Regions from separate parts of the Homo sapiens genome. Here region 2 is linked to region 1. Evidence: read pairs that join two places in POLR2A ChIA-PET (ENCODE). Cell type or tissue: Panc1. All regions are shown on one strand.

Evidence for each region. ChIA-PET counts read pairs that join two places held together with the same protein. Peaks named below come from ENCODE experiments on the same cell type or tissue, not always from the same donor. Only the 100,000 strongest peaks of a DNase experiment are listed, where the experiment ranks them.
Region 2: POLR2A ChIA-PET joins it to region 1 with 6 read pairs; 4 of 35 experiments call an interaction of 5 or more read pairs at or near these places.

What each region holds. Positions count from the first base shown.
Region 1 is chr3:170,313,986-170,318,985 of GRCh38, reverse strand. No RefSeq gene overlaps it. Among named protein-coding and RNA genes, the nearest start is that of SKIL, 41 kb to the left of the region's middle. In Panc1, no CTCF peak of the experiment used is centred here; no DNase peak of the experiment used is centred here; H3K27ac peaks cover 564 bases.
Region 2 is chr3:170,148,620-170,153,619 of GRCh38, reverse strand. It overlaps PHC3 (polyhomeotic homolog 3), which reads left to right. Exons shown (of 15, transcript NM_024947.4): 5 at 4,376-4,534. It also overlaps the pseudogene RNU6-315P. Among named protein-coding and RNA genes, the nearest start is that of PHC3, 31 kb to the left of the region's middle. In Panc1, no CTCF peak of the experiment used is centred here; no DNase peak of the experiment used is centred here.

The sequences.
Region 1 (5,000 bases):
CCATCTGGGGGCAAATTTAAGCTTCGCCAGTTTGATATTGGGTGCTAAGCAGTGTGGCTAATGTCTATGTTTTTTGTTTGTTTGTTTGTCTAAGACGGAGTCTCCTGTGTTGCCCAGGCTGAAGTACAGTGGCGTGATCTCGGCTCACTGCAACCTCAGCCTCCCGGGTTCAAGCGATTCTCCTGCCTCTGCCTCCCGAATAGCTGGGACTACAGGTGTGTGCCACCACGCTCAGCTAATTTTTTATATTTTTAGTAGAGATGGCATTTCACCATGTTGGTCAGGATGGTCTCGATCTCTTGACCTCGTGATCCGCCCACCTCGGCCTCCCAAAGTGCTGGGATTACAGTCGTGAGCCACCGCGCCCTGCCATGTCTATGTTTTATCACATGTATTTTGCTCTGGCCAGAACAAAAACAAATAATTTTCCTTTATGATGCGGCTTGGCCCCCAGGACGATGGTGCCACAAGCCTGATCAGTAATGCCGCTTAGGGAAAGGGAACCCAGAAGCCTGGCATGCTGGCAAAAGGGTAAGAATTTCCTACCAGTCAGATTTCTGGCTTCTCTCTCTGTGAAAATGGTTCAATAAATGGAAAAATAAATAAATAAACAAATAAATCAGTGTTGATCTCCTCTGTAAAGTTTTAATTAATGTGAAAAAATTCTAAGGCTAATCTTAAACTGGTGTATTTCGTGCTGTAAATTTGTTTTTCTGTGTTGAGGGGTACTTTAGAGTAAAACATGGGCTTAGAACACCTGTAAGCCTGCTTTTCAAAACGACCCAGCAAGCTGGTCAGTAAGAAACTTGGCTGTAGGTCCCTGAAACAAACAAAAAAAACTGGATGAAGTCTCCACTTTGTTTTATGTTCTTGGGAGCGTGACCTTTTAACCATGTGGTGGTACTTTCTCTTGGTCTCTGCCTTCCAGGGAACAGGAATTTTAGGGTTCATGTCATAGTTAGCTCTAAAAATCATATTAGATAGTTAGAAGCCTCTGCAAGCTCAAAATTAACTACTCTAGGCTCCTTCTGAGAAAACACACACACAGAATGCTGCCCACTGTAGCTCAGTAACTAGGATCTTGCACTTTCACAGTTAGTGGTCCAGGTTCGTTTCCCCACCTAGGAAATAAGTCATTTCTGGTGTAATATCTGAGTGACCTTGTCTATTCTCTTCTCCGTGGACTGTCCTAAATTTTCCTTTCTCTAAGCGCCTAGAAGGTTACCTTTGGTAACGTTCAAAAGCTGGAAATTTTGGCCGCTTGGCATGGCTACAGTCGGGTAACAAGAGATCTGAAAAAATGTCTTTTTTTTTTTTAAAGAGCACTATGGTTGAAAGTCAGCTTAATTAAAAGTGGATAAACAAGCTCTAGATATATTTAAAAGGCCTTTATGTTTTTCTCTTCTTGGAACTTGCTTTTCTGGAAAAGTTTTTTTTTTTCTTCTCAGTCGACTGAATTATTTTTCTCCATTTTTTGTTTGTTTGTTTGTTTTGCCACTCTCAATGCATACATGAGGGGCCCTAAGGTAACTTCTGGTAGCCTGGGACTCCTTGGGAAAAACGGAGGAGGCGCCACAGACTCCATTTTGGGGAAAAAAAAAAACCTCTGTTTTCTTCATGAAACCCCAGGAATTAAAAGCAGACAGATCCCTCTAAAAAATCAAAGGCTCTGTTCTGTTTTGCATTGTGTTATCTAATGGTTTTGAGTTTTGGGGGTATCAGAAATTACTTCCCATTATGAAAAAGCTTTGGTGTTTTATAATACAATAACTAGGTAGGAAATACACTTTAAGGGATGGCTAATAATAGCTATCAAGGGATACTTGACTCTTTGCATACTTGAGTAAAAAAAGCATGCTCTTGGCCACCTAGAAGATAGGGAAACACCCCAACCCCACTGGGAAATAAAACTCCCATGAGGAATGGGCTGATTATAAAATGGGCTGATTGGCTTTGTGTTGCCTTGCAATGAAATGCAGAATAGAAGCACTGCACCGCCTGCTCCCGTAGTATTTCCTTCCTTTTGGGACTCCAGGAACCAGTATAAAATGGCACCCTTAACTGTGGGGATCTGTCTTTGCTTTCAGCTGCTTATTTGCTGCTTATTTGGCCTTAGAAACGCAAGCTTTCCTGGCCCTGTTCCTCCAAGGGCTCCGCCCTGAAGCCAGTAATCCAGTTAAAAAACTGGCAAATAGAAAAATCTTACAAGTGCTAAATCTTCTGTCTGTGTATTTATATGTGTTGTATGTTTATATGTAAAAGAGCTCTAATTAATTGGCTTAAAAACTAAGCGCTTAAATAAAATATTTTGTCAGAAAAATAGACACTTTAACGCCTTTTTGTTCACATGACTTCAGTAATCTTTTAAAAATAAAGACAGTTTTAAAGGTTATTGGTAAAATAAAATGTCTTAAAAATGTAAACATTTAGGCCAGGGCGATGGTGCATGCCTGTAATTTCAGCACTTTGGGAGGCCAAGGCAGGCGGATTGTCTGAGGTCAGGAGTTCGAGACCAGCCTGACCAACATGGTGAAACCCCATCTCTACTAAAAATACAAAAATTAGCTGGGTGCAGTGGTGGACACCTATAATCCCAGCTACTTGGTAGGCTGAGACAGGAGAATCACTTGAGCCCAGGAGGCAGAGGTTGCAGTGAGCCAAGATGGTGCCACTGCACTCCAGCCTGGATGACAGAGCAAGACTCCATCTCAAAATAAAATAAAACAAAATAAAATAAAATATTCCTTCTATGGAACAAATTTCCATTAAAGCCCATTTCTTAAAAGCCTATATAAAATATACTCTTGCTGCACTTTATACAAATAATCAAGTCAAGTATAATAAAGCAAATCAGTCTTACTATAATTTGTCTTTAATAAAAATGGAAAACTGGAAAGAAAAATATTATGTTTCAAAAACTATGGTATACTTGTTATTAAATTCTAGTCTCATTAGTTATTTTTCAGTTTGTTTCTGCAATTTAGGCTAACCCTGCTTATTCCTGTAAACCAACCAATGATCTCTAATTGTTGCTCAAAAAAAAAAAAAAAAACCCAAAAGAGATGGGTAATGTAAAAATCTGGATCAATATTCTAATTCTGGGCACATTACAATCAGTTAACAACCCCATACCAGCTTAGTTCCAACAGTTGCCCAGTTCATAAAAAGCCTCCTAATTTGTTTACTTGGAATAATTTTACTTATTTTGCTTTACTCTTGTGGAATATGTTGCTGTTATACTTTTTGTGTAGGAATACAGAACAAGCTTACTAAATATTTTCTTAAACACTTATTAATTGTTTGGGAGGCACTTTAGGAGGCTGAGGCGGGCAGATCACTTGAGGTCAACAGTTCAAGACCAGCCTGGCCAACGTAGCGAAACCCCATCTCTACTAAAAAAACACAAAAATTAGCCGGGCGTGGTGGTGCGCACCTGTAATCCCAGCTACTTGGGAGGCTGAGGTAGGAGAATCGCTTGAACCTGGGAATGGAGGTTGCAGTGAGCTGAGACTGCGCCACTGCAGTCTAGCCTGGGCGACAGAGCAAGACTCCATCTCAAAAAAAAAGCATAATACTTTAAAAACTAAAGCCAAAAATATTTTGTTGCTTCTGCACTTCTGCCTTAAAACATTACTGGTTCCTTAGCCTTCACCCAGCAGGAGCAGTGAAAGTTTCCTTGCCAACCTCTACTGATGGTGGAAACATGAGCCAGTGGGAGCTCTCTCCTTTCAAAGTACAGAGCTAAGTCTATCCACTCATTTATTTATTTATTTTATAAATATTTCTGGAGGGTCTGTGTGCCAAGCATTGTTCTTATGCTGAGACTCCAAAAGTAAATGAAATTGACATGGCCCCTGTCCTTGAGGGACATACAGATTGCTGGAAATGACAGATGACAATGAAATAAACCAGCAAATATATACACACACACACACACACACACACACACACACACACACACACACACTGTGAGAGATGCTAGGAGGAAGAAGCGCTATGAAGGGTCATTGATAGAGAATAGCAGAGGGAACCACTAGATAAGATGGCCTTGAGTGCACGTTTCTGGGGAAGTGACACAAACCTGAAGGCTATAAAGGGAAAGAGGGAAGGAGCGTATTCAGGTATGGGGACAACATGAGTTAAGATCCTTAGGTGGAAACAAGCGTGGTAGGACACACTAAGAAGAAGGAAGGGATGGGATTTGGTGTTTGATTGCAGTCAGATCCTTGGCCTATTTAGACACTGAAGTTATCAAGGATGGCAGGCCTTGGGGTAGAGCAATCAGTGACCCAGGTGCCAAACCTTCCTCAGATGAAATTTGATAAGCAGCAATGTGGCATATGGCAAAGAGACACAGCCACGTAGTGTAAACCCCAAAGACGTAGGTTTTTTTACACATGATGGAGGAGTAATAGCACACAAGCAGCATGAAGGAGCCAGAACGCGGAACTCAGGGAAACAGCAAGAGAATACGCAGCCTCCTCTTGAGAGAGGGTGGCAAGAAAAGCAATGTCGTCAGGATAGTCAGTAGGGGAAAAGTGCGATGAAAAAGCTGAGAACATAGATGCTCATTTACTCCTTAAGAGGGTTCCAGTGTGCACAGGAGAAAGGAGGGGAGGACAAAGGGAAGGTTGAGTTTGGTAAGGGCAAGAACAGAGCAGGATGGGAGGGAGGCTGGGTTACTGGTGGCACATCTTGGATGGTCACCATAGATAACTTTCCAAGATACTCAAGAGATCTAACCCCAGCAGTCATCTAGTGGATTAGAGGCACCCTCCCTCCTTCCCTAGAAATCAGCAGCCTCCTGTACTTTTTTTATCCAAGGGAGTCATAGTCAACTGAGGAGGCCAGCAACAGTACTATTTTGTTGGACAGGCTCACATCCCATGATGGCAGTAGGAGTCATTTATGATGGGCTACCACACAGTTCTGAGAATTTCAAAGAAAGGGATCTTGGGCTGCCTGAGAAAGTGTATTTCATAGGTACATGACATTGGAGG
Region 2 (5,000 bases), 170 kb after region 1:
GGCTATTTTTTTGTATTTTTAGTAGAGATGGGGTTTCACCGTGTTATCCAGGATGGTCTCAATCTCCTGACCTCGTGATCCGCCCGCCTCGGCCTCCCAAAGTGCTGGGATTACAGGCGTGAGCCACCGCGCCCGGCCTCAGAAGATTCTTAAATGGGTAATTAATATTAATAATCAGGGAAAGATTATCTGGCAAGTAGAAGGTGACAAGATTCCAGTAAGAGGTATCAGTTTGCAGATATTAAAGTAATCAAGCCAGAAATGACATGGGCCCAAAGTCTCAAACTAAGTGATGAAAAATCAAAATGGAAATTAGGAGACAAAAAGATGTATTAGAAACAAGATACGTGACTGATTTTGTGTGTGTGGTAAAGGAGAGGGAAGCATCAGGATGACTTCCAGATACTGTGTCTTGGAGAATTTTAGAAAATGCCAGTGCCATTTGAGGAGAAGCTGTTTTAAAAGGAATAATTAGTTTGCTGTTTGAACATGCTGAATTTGAGCTGGTAAAGGATACCCAGAAAGATGTGTTCTGTAGGTATTTGGATCTGGAACTTCAAAAAAGGGTTTATAGTTAAGAATCAAGAGTCATCAGGATTGAATTGTTTGAAACCGTGGAAGTAGATATGATAATCTAGGAATTCAAGAAGAAAAGTGTGGTCTGGTGCGATGGCTCATGCTGGTAATCCCAGCACTTTGGGAGGCTGAGGTGGGGGTATCGCTTGAGCCCAGGAGTTTGAGGCAAGCTTGGGCAACATGATGAAACCCTGTCTCTACAAAAAATAACAAAGATTAGCCGGGTGTGGTGATGCATGCCTGTAGTCCCAGCTACTCAGGAGGCTGAGGTGGAAGGATCATCTGAGTCTAGGAAATTGGGGCTGCAGTGAGCCATGATCACTCCACTGCACCCCAGCCTGGGTGACAGAGGGAGACCCTGTCTCAAAAAAAAAAAGAAGAAAAGTGTCAAAGACAGAGCATGAACATTTTGGGAGTGGGTGCAAAAGAAGAGCTGGTAAAGAAGACTGAGAGGGAATGGTCTGAAAAGATTCCACTGATTTTGTCAGTTAGATGTTGGTGACTATTGTTAAGGTGATTTCAGTGATGTGTTAGGAATAGGATCTAAATTACAGAATAGGCTGGGCACGGTGGCTCACGCCTGTAATCCCAGCACTTTGGAAGGCCGAGGGGGAGGGATCGTGAGGTCAGGAGATTGAGACCATCCTGCCTAACACCATGAAACCCTGTCTCTACTAAAAATACAAAAAAAAAAAAAAAAAAAAAATTAGCCAGGCGTGGTGGTGGGCGCCTGTAGTCCCAGCTATTCAGGAGGCTGAGGCAGGAGAATGATGTGAACCCAGGAGGTGGAGGTTGCAGTGAGCTGAGGTCGCACCACTGCACTCCAGCCTGGGCGACAGAGCGAGACTCTGTCTCAAAAAAACAAAACAAAACAAAACAAAAACAAACAAAATTACAGAATAATTCTGTATTGTATTAGTGGTATTTATGCATTGATTTATACATTTAACTATTATATTAAAATAAAAATATGTGATATATATACATTTAGAGAATTAGATAACCAACTGTCATGTGCCTACTATACAGTTTTTTAAACTTTTTTATTTTAAAATAATTATAAATTAAATTCCTATAAATCATAGGAAGTTGCAAAACTAGTACAGAGAGGTCCTCCTATATAAACTTCACTCAGCTTCCTCCAGTCACCATTCAGTTTAACAAGTGTCCTGGGTTAGTTCAGATGTTAATGTCTTGGGCTGGGTTATGGAACCGTACAGGGAGTGTGGATGTGGATTCTATACCCCTACCTGGTGTAAGCCTGGAGTTTTGATTCTCATAGGTACCTCCTTCCCTGCCTCCACTAGGAGCAGGGCAGATGCAAGCTTCTTTGCTGTTTCTCAGAACGTATGGGTGGAGCTTTTCCAGCTCCTTCTTACATATTGGGCAGCTCTTTTCAGGATTTTGGCTCAAAATAGGGATTTGACTTGTAGCCCTCCCCTGAAATAAGCACAAAGATGGATCTTCTGGCTCTATAGAACCAAGATACCCTTATAGACTGCCTTGGTGTCAGCTGAGGTGACATCTCTCTGGCTTTGAGTTTCTTCCTTTCTGGCACCAGGAATTTCCTTTCCCAGCTTTTCTCTCCCTTTTGGAGTTCTGCTGTATATTCTGATTTTTTCATGTTGATCTAGCATTTCAGTGATACCGTTTGGTCACATGGATGTATTAGTCCAGTCTGCCTTGTTGCTTGAATAAGAAGTCCAATAAAGTATTCTTTTTTCTAATAAAATATTTATTAATTGTATTCTGTGCTTTGTTCCACAAAATGATTTGAGGTTGGATTATATTATTCTCTGTTTAAAAATATTATTATTATTATTACTAGTATTTGAGACAGAGTCTCGCTCTGTTGCCCAGGCTGGAGTGTAGTGGCGTGATCTTGGGTCACTGCAACCTCCGCCTCCCGGGTTCAAGCGATTCTCCTGCCTCAGCCTTCTGAGTAGCTGGGATTACAGGCGCGTGCCATCACACCTGGCTAATTTTTGTATTTTTAGTAGAAATGGGATTTCACCATGTTGGTCAGGCTGGTCTCAAACTCCTGACCTTGCGATCCGCCCACCTCAGCCTCCCAAAGTGCTGGGATTATAGGCTGGAGCCACCTCACCCGGCCAAAAATATTATTTATTTTTAAAATGGGTAATATATACATGTGGTCTAAAATTAGAAAGATAAAAAAAAGAGTATGCTTTTTCTTTTCCCTATTACCCTAGCCACCCCACTCCAATGTCTCTTTATAGATACAACCAGTTACCAGTTTCTTACGCATCCTTCTAGAGGTTAACAATGCACTAGTTTATTGGGTTTTTTTCTTTTTTTCTTTTCTCTTTTTAGATGGAGTGTCGCTCTGTCGCCCAGGCTGGAGTGCAGTGGCGCAATCTCGGCTCACTGCAAGCTCCACCTCCCAGGTTCACGCCATTCTTCTGCCTCAGCCTCCCGAGTAGCTGGGACTACAGGCACCCACCACCACACCCGGCTAATTTTTTTAATTTTTTTTTTTTTTTTTTTTTTTAGTAGAGACAGGGTTTCACCATGTTAGCCAGGATGGTCTCGATCTCCTGACCTTGTGATCCGCCCGCCTCGGCCTCCCAAAGTGCTGGAATTACAGGCGTGAGCCACTGCGCCCGGCCAACAATGCTCTAGTTTATTCTTTAACAGAAGTTTTAAACTTTAGTGTTTATAATTTAATTTTGTAGCTGATATTCAGGATTTTTCCATCTGTTTGAGAAGTAGTATTTTCTTTTGCTTGAGAGCTTTTGACTACAGCTTTACACTGGTTATGTGTTACATGTATGTCTTTATATATGTGAATGCATTATCTGTGTTTTAATTTTTGTTCACAAACTCCTCAGAATGTGACAGAATAAACTGTTGATTAGGATGTTTTAAGTTATGTGGAATATTAAAATGAAACAGTAGCTCTTTTTTAATTTTTAACTGACACATAATAACTATACATATTTATGGGATACAGGGTGATATTTGAATACATGTATATCATGTATAGTGATCAAATCAGAGTAACTGGCATATCCATCATCTCAAATCATTGATCATTTCTTAGTGTTGAGAACATACAAAATCCCCTATTAAAACTAATGGAAAGCTTCATGAATTTGAATGTCATTTTTGGGCAGGAGCCATGCTAATCTTCTCTGTATTGTTCCAGTTTTAGTATATGTGCTGCGGAAGTGAGCACTGGCCCTAATTTTTAGGAGGTAGTGGAAATGATATTTTAAGATACTAGAAATCTTATTGAAACACGTTGTAGCTATCCTTAAAAACTGTGGCCGGGTGCAGTGGCTCATGCCTGTAATCCTAGCACTTTGGGAGGCCGAGGTGGGTGGATAACCTAAGGTCAGGAGTTCGAGACCAGCCTGACCAACATGGAGAAACCCCGTCTCTAATAAAAATATACAAAATTAGCCGGGCGTGGTGGCGTATGCCTGTAATCCCAGCTACTTGGGAGGCTTAGGCAGGAGAATCACTTGAACCCAGGAGGCGGAGGTTGCAGTGAGCCAAAATCGCGCACTTGCACTCCAGTCTGGGCAACAAGAGCGAAACTCCCATCTTAAAAAAAAAAAAATTGCCCTGATTACTAACCAATCCATGCCATTGTTTGCATATGTGCAAATAACTGCCCAAAGAAATGAGGGGGTCTGTCAAAGATAAAGGCTTCTCCTTTGGGTTCCTTAGCCACAGTTTATACCATTGATTGCCTAACTGCAGCTCGGTGTGAAATTCAGTAACATGGAAGCAAGAAATGGAAGCCTATGACCTAATATGTTTTCTTCCTTAGATCAACCTCTCCACTTCTCCTACACCTGCACAGTTAATAAGCCGTTCCCAGGCTTCCAGTTCTACCAGCGGCAGTATTACCCAACAGACTATGTTACTAGGGAGTACTTCCCCTACCCTAACGGCAAGCCAAGCTCAAATGTATCTCCGAGCTCAAATGGTAAGATATGAGCTACCAAATTTTTTCAGTGTTTAAGGACTTGAGAGATCAAAATGTTTCTTGATTTGATACAATAAGAGGTATTTTTAATATTTAAGAAATGTTTAATTGTGTGTGTGTGCATGCGGGCGTGCCTTCAGCTCTTGTACATTTATGTCATGAAAGATTCTACTTTTAATTAATAGGTCTTCTTGGTATCAAATAGTAATTATTACATTGAGAAGCTAATAGAGATTCAGTAACGTAAGAGTGATTATTTTTTAATATCAAATTCATTGAAAACCTTTTTTTCATATTTTAATATCTGTGAAATTTGGATGCATTTTATAACTGATGGCATCTTGGTACTTACAGTGGTCCATAAAATCATTGCCTGTTTTTGTCAACTTAGATTTGGTGAAATAGAGATGTTAAAAAAACTTTGTTGTTAAAGTTATAATTTGTATCCTAGGATTTTCTGAATTCT